4 separate regions of the Homo sapiens genome follow, and regions 1, 2 and 4 are each linked to region 3. A link is a contact called in ENCODE Hi-C or POLR2A ChIA-PET data. All regions are on one chromosome and are shown on one strand. Each heading gives the region's core, a stretch centred on a gene start or an enhancer-like site at or near the end of the contact. The rest is flanking DNA. Distances are from core to core; before and after follow the strand shown.

Region 1 (2,700 bases), core at 15-2,514, 57 kb before region 3:
CCCGGTCACCAGCTTTGTTTTCTTTCTAAGTATAAGCCGTATGTATCGGCAGCACATTTTAAAGTTAATTTGAAGCAGGGTCTATATTGCCGTCAGCAAATATGTTATAAGCTTATTATTTAATAGTGATTCCGGGGTAAGGCCATCATCTCCTTCCTAAATCCAAATATAAAAGTTGAAATCGTATTTGTTAAAACTGTCATGTTGAATTTGTGGCCCAGATTGTTTTCCCGAGGCCTGCTGGGCCAGAGCTCGAATGCCGCTCCCAGCTGCAGACACCCCAGCCCAGGAAAACTGCTCGCGGCTGAGTCGCTGAGCCTCTCAAACCGCCTGCTTCCCCCAAACAGAGCCACGGCCCAGCCGGCTCGCTCATGGCTTTTCCACATTGTAAAATCATTTGATTTATTTGTTTGGTTTGGTTTGGTTTTTAGAAGCGCTGCAGAAATTATTTCCTACTGGCAGAGAGGGCACTTGGTGTTACACTACATTAGTTTCACATCATTAGTTTAGGGTTCTCAAACTTAAAATGGTAAAGTATATGCGAGGCTTCTAGAGACCTCAGTTCTGACCAGAGCAGAACAAATTAAACCTGATGGATTCCTTTCGCTGCCTGTGTAGTGTGGGGCAATGCAGAACAAAGTGCTGTGGCGTTGCGGAAGGGGTTCCCTCTGGCAGTTTTGGAATTTGGTGGTAGGAAATGTTAGTTATTTATAAAAAGGAAAAATTCCTCTGTTACCATTCTGGTTTTCACAAAAACCGTAATTTTATCATCACGGCTTGTAGCAGGAAGCCAACAAGGGGTGCCGATGACGGCCACGACCCCGTATCTCTGGGCTGTCTCTCTCACCTCCATCGGCCACTGCCTGCTTGCTCTTTAGGAGCAAAGGACATGATTTAGAAGTAATTCAAAACCCCGTCGCGGGACCCAGAACAGCCCAGATGGTCTGGCCCTGGCCTGGGGTCTGCGGGGGTGGGGGTGCCAGCCCCGGGGGTGGAGTCGAGGTCGGCTCCCGGCCAGGTCCCGCGACGGGTCTGCACGCAGCCAGGGAGGCCTGAGGGGGCAGCTGCGGGGCTGGCGGCCAGGAGCTGCTTCGCGGCTTGCGGCGCAAAGTAGAGGCCCCGCTAGCTCGCTCCCGCACGCCGTTCTGCGCCTTCTCTTCCTAGCCCCGGCAGGCTCTGTCTTCCCCCGTGGGTCGCAGCGAGAGGGAGACCTCGGCCTCTGCCGCTGCAGCCTGAGACCCAGCCGCGGGCCTCAGGTGCGCGCTCCCCGAAGCTCTCCTGCCACCTGTTGGCCGCCGGTGGTGCTGACGCTACGGGGAGAAGCCACGCTTCAGTGGCTTGCCTGGAATTCATGACTTGTGCGCTCCACGTCCTGGGCTGGCCGACCTGCTGAGGGTATCTCTGAGAGCAGGAGCCAGGCCGTCCCGGGCTCTCCTGCGACAGTGCGGTGGGAGAGCCTTAGCGGGAGCCAGGCTGCGCCATGGCTTCCTCTGGACAGTTCTGCTGGCGTGCCCTGCTTGGCGGGGTACAGTGGGGCAAGCGGGGTATAAACCCGCTTGTTCAGCTTGGGAGCAGGCTCTACTTCCCAAGAGCAGCACAGGGGCTTCCGCCGGAAGTCAGGAAGAAGGTTTGAGGAGCTTCAGATCCAAGGACGGTGCCATGCCTTTTCATTGGAAGTCATGGACCACCCTCAAATATCATGGATTAGCCATTCTGTTCCCAGGGGCTGGGTTCCTAGGTATCCACCACAAACAGGCTTGAATCTACCCACACAAACAACCCTATCAGGAAGTCTCCAGCAAAGTGGGGCTCTTGGTGGCTGTTTTGGGTTTTGGGTAGAAGGTAGTATAGCAGCTATATTTCTAAACCATGGGGGCAAAACTAGATATCTATGTCCTGAGGGGACTGAGTTTTGTGAATGGATTTGGCCTGTGAGGATGTCACATGGGGCTCAGTAGCACTGAGGGGAGAGGCTGTGTGTGGTGATACTCTCATTCCTGTCTTGGGGAAGGGGGCCTGGAGCCATGACTTTCCCCTAGGCCTTTTCAGAAGGGGCTGGGAATCACAGTAGATGTTTGTCAATGGAGGAGCCTTGGCCCCATTTCAGACGCAATGTTTTCTCGTTCTGTGGTGGTTTTATACACAAAGGCTGTGTCCTGCTTGGCCACGCCTGCCTGCAGCATGTGCAAGCATGATACTTGGCGTCTGGGTGCAGCAGGGCATCCGTGCTCCATGCTGCGCGTCCAGCATGGCTGGACTGCCCTTGCACCCTCATTTTACCAGCACAGGTCAAGCAGTTCCCATGGGGCCTTCAGCTGGTAGCAGCAGGACCCATGGGTATCTAACCCAGACACCTTCTCTCTCCCCTATAGAGGGAGTTGGCTGTCAAAGCCCAAGGATGTCTGTTTTTAGGTGATTGTCTCCTGGCTTATCTGAGGCCAAAATGTTCTTACCTCCTGGTCTCTGAGATCATAGAAAGAGACTCTGGTATTTGGCCAAATGGCTGCTCAGAACCTAGTCCTGAAAAGTTATTTTCTTAGTCAAGGGGCTCATGCAAGCCCTGGACTAGGGGTGATTTAGTTGTGTTTTTTCAGCTCACCTCATAATTTAATGTAGAAAAAATTATTTGGCATGTTTTCTCCTGGGTGCCGACTGCCTTTAGAGCCAGCCGTTCTGTACGGAGAAATGCCCCGTAGTCAG
Region 2 (2,700 bases), core at 85-2,584, 39 kb before region 3:
CAGTTTCAAAGTGCAAGGCTGGTGCTCCTCTCCTCCAAGCCCCTCTCTGCAGTGATGACAATGGGAGTGTTGCCAGGAAGCATACTGTCTCTCTGCCCCACCACCCCTGTGCCCTGACCCCCAGCTGTGGCCAGGCTCAGCTTCCTCGAGCGACAGGGCTACCCCAGACTAAGGACAATCTGACTCTGAACTTTTGGGCAATCTTTTCCATGGGCTAATTTGCTATAGGATTGCTCGTTTTTCCTGGAAGACCGAGTGGCTCTTAGGAGTGGATTTTTTTGTCCACACTTAGAAGACCAGCAAATGGTCTTTCCCTCTTCTGTACTCTGAATCAGAGAGGCAGTGTGTGCCAATGTCACCACCCCACAGACAAGATGACCAGCTAGGGAAGGGGTCTGTCTGTGTTCCTCACTTGTTCTGAATGCTCAGAACTCACCTTCTCCAGAAAGCTTCCTCTTGTAATGAACCACAGCTGATGTTTCTTGAGCACTTACTCTCTTCCAGGCATCATGCTAAGTGTTCTCCATGTACCATTTTGTTTAGTCCTCACCATAATCTTATTGCTGTCATCTCCGTTTTGTAGGTGAGAAAACCTAGGCCCAGAGGGTTTAAGCCACTTGACTGAGGTCACACAGTTAAAGGCAATTAGCATTCAAACCCCAGGCTCTCTAGAGGTGGCCCATGTCCTTGGACACTAAGTTCTATGCCCTCCTGGCTCACCCTGCCCTTCCCGATGTCACTCTGCCCTTGGTTGGGTTTTCTGTGTGATGACTCATAATATTTCTTACCCACATGTGCCTTATGCCCTAAAAGATAGTGAATGTATTTTCTGCTCTTTTCTCCCTCCCCAGAGTGACTGGGAAAGAGTTATGTATATAGCAGGAGCTTAGTGAATGCCAATTTCTTGTGAAAATCCCACTGGGGGTGCTGTTGGCAGGCCCAGCACACCAGGAAGGCAGCATTGGCCCTTTATGGAAGTTATCAGGAAGATGAATAAGGCTTGAAACGCGAGCCCCTGGCAGGCTGACTCAGACCCCACAGAATGGCTGGCCCTGGCCTTTGAAGAGCTGAGAGCTGTTTACATCCTACTAATGGACCTCGCTGGCTGCAAGCAGTCAATGTGGCTATATAAATACTCCAGCCTGGGGCCATGGAGTGAGTGAGGACATGAATGCGAGGAGAAACCCCCTCCTCAGCCTCATCTCCTCCTCAGTGAGGGATCCCTGGGCAGGAGAAGCCATGGGGACAGGAGGACTCTAATTTAGCAGGAAGCCCCACACGGCAGGCCTGTGCGTGGTAACAGAATGGTGTCTAGTTGATGATGTGGTATGTAGACGTTTCTCCCCACGTGAAGTTCTTTGCATAAATAAATGGTGACCAGCTGTTAGTCTTCCTATTAGCATGAACATCCATCACAGCTTGTTTCAAATCTAAGTCTGGGAGGGAGAAGCTTAGACTCCCATGAAAGGCAAATGTTACAATGGTAATCCAGCCCAGTCTGGCACACATCTGCTTAGAGAAACTCGCAAACTGGAAATGTTGGCTGGGATCTATATGGGGGGTTGGGCATGGGGTCTGATGTTCTCTGTAAGTGTCCCCACCCAGGGAGCTGCATTTTTGTCAGCAGGGAAGACGTGATGAGATCAGGCTCCCATTGGGGCCTGTCAACATGGTGCCGATGGCTGCTGTACTCTCCAGGGTGCCCTTCCCTATCTCCCACCAGTGACCCTGGCCCACAGCAGACCTTGAGAAGGTACAGGTAGGCTGGGAAGGGAAAGGTCTCCTCCCTTAGGGCTCAGACCCTGGCCTGCATGTTGTGGTCATGGACCACAGGCTGTTTGAGATGCCCTCTTCAGGGGTAGCTAGTGATAGGGCAGAATGTCACCATCGGTCCTATGGTGAGTTTTCTGGTGCCATTCTCTGTCTGTCCCACCAGTCTCTGAGAGGGAGGCAGGAGCCTGCCCTGCCTGCCCCATCCACACCTCCCCAACCAGGGAACCCCATCACTCCCTCTATTCATTGTGGATGATGGTAATTATTTTTAATATCTCTCCCTGGGAACTCAGTCATTCACCCACCCATTCTACAAACATTTATTTTGTACCTGTAGCGTACCAGGTACTAGGAATACATGGGTGAGCAGGACAGACATGGTGCCCATTTTACTGGAGCTGTTTCATTAGAGTGGGAAGGATAGTCAGATAAAGCACAAAGAGACTAAAAGACAATGGCAAGTTGTGAAGAGTGCTATTAAACAAATGGGATAGAGGGACCTAGTCTGGATACAGTGGCTTCTCTTGGGAGGTAACTCTTGAGCTGAGGCGTAAAGACTGGGATGGAACCCAGTAAGTGAGGAGCAGTGCAGATGAGGGACTAGCATGCTGCAGAGGCTCTGGGGTAGGGGCAGAGCTTGGTTTCCTTGTGGAATTAAAAACCATCAGTGTGGCTAGAGTGTGGTGAGTGAGGGCCAGCTAAGAGCAGCTCCTGGTGGAATTGCAGGCCGTGTGCCAGTCTTGTGGTTGTAGGAGCTTTGCAGGGGCCGATAAGGCCAGCAGGGTTTTATGGAGTTTGGGGGTGGGTGTACCGTGAGTGAATCGCTTTATGTGCATTGGTATAAAAGCATTTTTTGGGGGCCTAGTGCTTGCCAGACAGGGTGTTGAGGCAGATTAAATTTAGCTTGAATTTCCTCTTGAAAGCAAA
Region 3 (2,700 bases), core at 137-2,636:
TCCTCTAGTGTGTTTGTCAAGGTGCCTGGCATACAGCAGAACTGCGCGAGTGTGTGGTTGAGCCCAGGTCTGCGTGTTTCTGAGCCCATGCAAGGTATTTGAAAGTTCCTCTGAGCTCTTCTTTTTGCCCTGTGGCAGCCCCCTTGCCTTCCCTGGAAAGTACTGCTTGTTGGTGGGGGGAGGTCTCGGGTTGACAACACCCTACCGCCAGCTCGCTAGCCCCTTTAGGCCCCGAAGAAACTATTGAGTCATGCATTTTGCTTGGGTTTTGATGATTCGTGATTCATGCTTGTGAGGAAGGCAAGGGAGTGACTCATGCTGATTTAATAAGCTTAGGAATAGTCCTGAGAAGTGGCTGATAAAGTGCCGGCTGGCAGCCCACTCCCCCGTGGCTGCCAGCGCCAAGTGCTCAGAAATCACCAGGTTAAACAAGTCTGCAGAAAATTCAATCTTCCCGGCATGATTTTCCTTATTTGAGCTAATAGCATGAGGCGCCTTTCTCCTGGCACTGCGAAGTGCACCGGTGGCCTTGCCGTCTTCCCTGGGGGCGTGGGGGAGAAGGAGAGCAAATGCCTTACGTTTAGCGGATGCGCTAGGAACGGCTAGGACCTCCCAGGGTTTGCCTTGTGCCCATGGAACCAGCAGTTCCGCCCCAAGGGAAGCCAGCCGTGTGTCCTAGTGCCGGAATGATGGGGTAATGCCAGTGAGCCGCCCCTTCTCCACAGGGTACTGAGAACGAGGCCAGGCAGCAGCTGTCCTGGCCTCTTGGCCCTGTCAGGACTAACACACCTGGGTTGGGCCCACTGGGGTCAGGTTACTCACGGTAAGCAAGTGCAGGTGGAGAGAGGTGGCCCAGAGGAGCAGGCCAAGGTGGCAGGAGATGGGTCATTTCAAATGGCTCGCCAGCAGCCCAGGGGATCCCTGACATCTAGCAGGTATTGACATTGGGATTAACCCTGTGGGTCGATGGTTCCGTGCTGATTCCTCATGTGCCTCTGCGTCAGATTGCTCAGGCAAGAGGGCTGGAGAAAAAAATCAGAGATGCACCCAACTTGGTCAGTATCTGTGCAGCGATCCTGTTATGGTTGGCAGTCCCTTACTTTGAAGCTCTGATTCCTTTCAGAAGCTTCTGAAGTTCAAAGGAGCAGGTGGGGGTGGATAGGTCATTGAGAAAGGGCAGACCCTGTTCAAAAGTAAGATACTTCCTAAATCTGGTCTCCTTTCTGTAAGTTCTTTGGTGTCCCTCCCCATATGTGTTGAGCCCCTTGTGGCATGTTAAGCTCAGTGCTGGGACCAGCCAGGGGAACAAGGGTTCTGCCTTCATGAGTCTGAGACCTGTTTAGAGTGCAGCCTCTCCTCCCACTTTCCTCTCCTCTCCCCTCCTCCGATGCATCTATCCATCCAAAAAAATGCTATTGTGATAACACACATAAAGCATTTAGCATTATGATCAGCTTCATAATTGCTAGTTTTTATTTCATAATTAATATTATTAGGTCAGATGTGGTGGCTCACACCTGTAATACCAGCACTTTGGGAGGCCGAGGTGGGAGGATCACCTGAGGTCAGGAGTTCAAGACCAGCCTGGCCAACATAGCAAAACCCCATCTCTATTAAAAATAGAAAAATTAGCCAGGCGTGGTGGTGCACGCCTGTAATCTCAGCTACTCTAGAGGCTGGGCACGAGAATCGCTGGTACCCGGGAGGCAGAGGTTGCAGTGAGCCGAGATCATGCCAGTGTACTCTAGCCTGGGTGACAGAGCAGACTTTGTCTCAAAAAATAAATAAATAGATAATGTTTATTGCTATTATTTGACATCTCTTGCATGCCAGGCAAAAAAAAAGGTGAATACTGGTGCAAATTGGTGAGCGTGTTATGTGACAGCTGGAAATCCTAGAGCTGGTCTAGCCTCACCCCTCATGCTGCAGATGGGGATACTGAGGCCTAGAAAGAAATGAAGAGATTGATGGGAGTCTCATAGGGAGGGCATGGCTAGGCCAAGCCTGGAACTCAGGGCTCCTTCTGCCGTGGCATGCAGCTGTCATGCTGGGATGGGGTGGTCCGAGGAGGCTTCCTGGAGGAGGTGGGTTTTGAGATGAGCCTTGGGATGAGAGTAGGAATGAGATCAGCAGGAGAGGAGAAGCGAGAAAGGGCAGAGCACAGTGGCCCAGGATGGTGTGGAGGAGGGAGCCACAAGGGGAGAAAGGTCAGGAGAGACTGGGTGGGGGGCACCAGAGCCATCTCTGTAGCATCTTTTGAGGAGTGCCGCAAAGGCCTCACTGCTCCCACATCCTGCACTCTGCCACTGCCATCAGGTACTTCCTCCTGGCACGTGCAGATCAAATGGTGGCCCTGGGGCCCGAGGCTCCGTCTGCTTGCCTGCCTCAGCGCTCATGCTCAGTGGGGACCCATGGGTCCAGGCTGGAAGTCACAGGCCAGGCATCCATGCTGAATGCATCTCTCCTGGGAGAGCAAACCCATTCAGTCATAATTTGCCATTAACCCCTTATATTAGTTTCCTAGCCCTGCTGCAACAAATTGCCACACACCAAGTGGCTTAAAACAACAGAAATTTATTCTCTCAGAGTTCTGGAGGCCAGAAGTTCAAAACCCAGGTGTTGGCAGGGTTGACTCCTTCGGGAGGATGTGCGGGGTGATCTGTCCTGCTTCTCGCTCGTGGCTTCTGGAGGCTGCTGGCA
Region 4 (2,700 bases), core at 172-2,671, 63 kb after region 3:
GGCGTCAAATCAGAAATTAACCTTGTACATGAACCTGGGGAGGGCAGAGGCTGCACAGAGATGGCCTTGGGTGGTGGCTGAAATGGTTCTGCACACCCCTTCTCTTGTACTATACACTTATTTAGCCTGTACACTGTGCTCTTTGGATCAGAGGGGGCTTAGCAAGGAATGGGCAGGAGGAGGGGGTCTCTTTATCAGTGAACACGGGAGCAGCATGAGAAGTTCAAAGAATTTTGAGACCTGACTCCACTTGCCAGCTGTGTGTCTTAGGAAGTCAGTTAACCTCTCTGAGTCTCTGCTTCCTCATCTGTGAAATGTGAGAGGGACAGGACTGAAGCTGTAAGGCCATTGTGAAGATTTGTCTAAGATGGCAGGCCTGATAGGGCTTTGTGCTGGGAGGCGAGCCCTTCGGAAGGACTGAGCATGGGAGCTGTTGGCAGGGCTGTGAATCTGCAGGCAAAGCCTTTGCTGTGGGCTCTTTGGGTGTTTGACTTGCCTGTTTAATCGGCCTTGGGTACCTTGACTCATTTCCATTTTTATAAATGCATTAAAAATGCCACTGGGCTCAGAACAAACGCCAATTTAACCTAAGCATAGCTTACTCTTTGTAATGGTGAGTCTTGAATCTCCACCAAGCCAGGCATGGCTGCTTCCAGCAAGAGGAGCAGGATTATAATAAAATCAGTATGTGTTCATAGACATTAAGTGTGTTATTAGCATCTTTGAATTGGATGAAAGCTAATCTTTTCCACATTCAATGAACAAACATGAATGATGTCAGTGAGAGAGAGGAGGAAACCATGCCCGTGGGCAGAAACCAGTGACATGCAATGAAGAGGAGGAAATGGAAGCAGCTCTGCCACCTCCTTGCTGTAGAACCTCGAGTGAATCACTTGACACCTCTGGTCCTCAGTTTCCTTAATCTGTCAAATGAGAGAATTCTTGGTTTATCTATCCACTGGGATGAAGACCTTGTGAAAATATATACTGAAAAGATGTTTAAAAAGTATAAATCATATACAATTGTATAGGGTTGTTATTGATGGAAGGACATGGTGGTGTATGGATAGTCATTGGCAACAGATGACTTGTAAAATTCTGTAGTTAGATTTTAGGTGCCTGAAGTGAATGAGTGAGTTGAAAAATATGCCAGGCAAGACAGCTGTTTACATTTCTAGGAACGCATACTCTGTGGTTTTTCCAATTACACATCTTTTACTTAAATAGAACAGGATATTACAAAATTTAACCTGTTCTTGTTGCCCTTACCATTAAAAACATTGTCAACAGTTGAGAGCTCTTAGGGGCCAAGCACTGACTATGTACTTTGACTGTATTATCTAATCCTCATCACAAACCTAGGAGGCAGATCCTATAATTGCCAGTACTATTTTATAGTGAGGAAACAGTCTCGCCGAAGTGGGGCAACTTGCCCAGCCAGGGTCATACAGCTAATAAGACACGGGCAGGTGATTGAACCCTTGAAATCTGTTGCCCTCCAGTATTGCCAGTAAGTCAACACAAACATTTGACCTTTCCCCGCTTCCTCCCTCTTTTCCTCCTCTTTTCTGTAGATAATTTAATCAAAAAATCATTGGGTTCTGGTATGGTGGAATGAGAAGTTTGAAAAATCCTCTCCCCCAAAAGCAATGATAAAACTGGAGAAAATCAGTAAAAATCACCTGAAAGGCTCTAGAAACTGAGCAAGATCATACATTTCATACAAATATAAAATGGCACAACCACTTTGAAAAACAGCTTGGCTGATTCTTAAAAAGTTAAACATAAATTTACTATCCAACCAATATACACTTTTAGGTATCTACCTGTATTGGTTTTCTATCGTTGCTGTAACAAATTACCACAAACTTAGTGGTTTAAAACAATGCAAATTTATTATCTTACACTTTTGGAGGTTAGAGTCCAAAAGGATCTCACTGGGCTAAAATCAAGGTGTTGGCAGGGCTACGTTCCTTTCCCTAGGCTTTAGGGAGAATATTTTTCCTTCCCTTTTCCAGCTTTCAGAGCTTGCCCACAATTCCTCGACTCATAACCTTCATCTTCAAAGCCAGCAGCAGCATATTGAGTCCGTCTCACATTGTTTCACTCTGACCTCCTCTTCTGGCTCTTCCACTTTTAAGGACTCTTGTGATTATACAAGGCCTGCCCAGATAATCCAGGATAATCTTGCTTTCTTAAGGTCAGCTGATTAGCAACCTGGACATCTCTGGGAGCCCATTATTCTGCCTACAGCACTACTCAAGATAAACGAAAATACGTGCCTACACAAAGACCTGTACGTAAATGTTCATAGTGGCATTATACACAGTAGCCCCAAGCTTGCAATAATCCAAATCCAGTCTATCGATTGGTAAATGGCTAAACAAAGTGTGATATATCCATGAAATGAAATATAATGTAGCAATGAGAATGAACTACTTATACATGTTACAACATGGATGAACTTCAAAAACATTATGCTGAGTGAAGTCAGTCATATGCCAAAAAGGCATATAATTCCCTTTATATAAAATTTCTAGAAGAGGCAGATCAGGGTTGCCTGGGGATGGGAACTGGCTGCAAATGGACACTGGGAAGTTTGTTGAGGATGATGGAAGTACCTAAAACTGAATTGTGGTGGAGGTTACACAACTCTATAAATTCACTTGAAAATCTTTGAATCATATACTAAAAAGTGAG

Evidence for each region. Hi-C counts contacts between places; a loop is a spot of excess contacts on that map. ChIA-PET counts read pairs that join two places held with the same protein, here RNA polymerase II (POLR2A). Pooled maps may share reads with other maps.
Region 1: a loop to region 3 is called in a map of ascending aorta, with 6 times the contacts of the local background. The contact joins the enhancer-like site here to the promoter of LINC02900 in region 3. A Hi-C loop is called at or near these places in 8 of 168 maps with a recorded cell type or tissue (Caco-2, PC-3, aorta and 4 more) and 12 of 50 pooled maps. POLR2A ChIA-PET finds 5 or more read pairs at or near these places in 3 of 52 experiments (AG04449, AG04450 and endothelial cell of umbilical vein).
Region 2: a map of PC-3 shows a loop between it and region 3 (4-fold over the local background). The contact joins the enhancer-like site here to the promoter of LINC02900 in region 3. A Hi-C loop is called at or near these places in 9 of 168 maps with a recorded cell type or tissue (Caco-2, G401, PC-3 and 5 more), 1 of 37 single-sample maps with no recorded cell type and 13 of 50 pooled maps. POLR2A ChIA-PET finds 5 or more read pairs at or near these places in 9 of 52 experiments (AG04449, AG04450, Caco-2 and 6 more).
Region 4: a pooled map shows a loop between it and region 3 (2.4-fold over the local background). The contact joins the enhancer-like site here to the promoter of LINC02900 in region 3. A Hi-C loop is called at or near these places in 3 of 168 maps with a recorded cell type or tissue (Calu3, PC-3 and PC-9) and 1 of 50 pooled maps. POLR2A ChIA-PET finds 5 or more read pairs at or near these places in 1 of 52 experiments (AG04450).

Annotation. Positions count from the first base shown.
Region 1 is chr5:135,190,252-135,192,951 of GRCh38, forward strand. The region is part of intron 3 of PITX1-AS1 (PITX1 antisense RNA 1); the gene reads left to right. Among named protein-coding and RNA genes, the nearest start is that of LINC02900, 57 kb to the right of the region's middle. RefSeq lists a silencer at 990-1,169. Within about 2 kb of position 1,265, at least 5 of the 41 ENCODE cell types and tissues checked have a DNase peak (open chromatin) inside an H3K27ac peak, as active enhancers do; they include prostate gland and sigmoid colon, where a contact is called at or near this core.
Region 2 is chr5:135,208,002-135,210,701 of GRCh38, forward strand. The region is part of intron 3 of PITX1-AS1 (PITX1 antisense RNA 1); the gene reads left to right. Among named protein-coding and RNA genes, the nearest start is that of LINC02900, 39 kb to the right of the region's middle. Within about 2 kb of position 1,335, at least 13 of the 41 ENCODE cell types and tissues checked have a DNase peak (open chromatin) inside an H3K27ac peak, as active enhancers do; they include IMR-90, PC-3, ascending aorta and 1 more, where a contact is called at or near this core.
Region 3 is chr5:135,246,791-135,249,490 of GRCh38, forward strand. It overlaps LINC02900 (long intergenic non-protein coding RNA 2900), which reads right to left and starts at 1,387. Exons shown (of 4, transcript NR_037895.1): 1 at 1,336-1,387; 2 at 823-1,022. All of the region lies in intron 3 of PITX1-AS1 (PITX1 antisense RNA 1), which reads left to right. RefSeq lists an enhancer at 1-1,036.
Region 4 is chr5:135,309,335-135,312,034 of GRCh38, forward strand. All of the region lies in intron 3 of PITX1-AS1 (PITX1 antisense RNA 1), which reads left to right. Among named protein-coding and RNA genes, the nearest start is that of LINC02900, 63 kb to the left of the region's middle. Within about 2 kb of position 1,422, at least 2 of the 41 ENCODE cell types and tissues checked have a DNase peak (open chromatin) inside an H3K27ac peak, as active enhancers do; they include PC-3, where a contact is called at or near this core.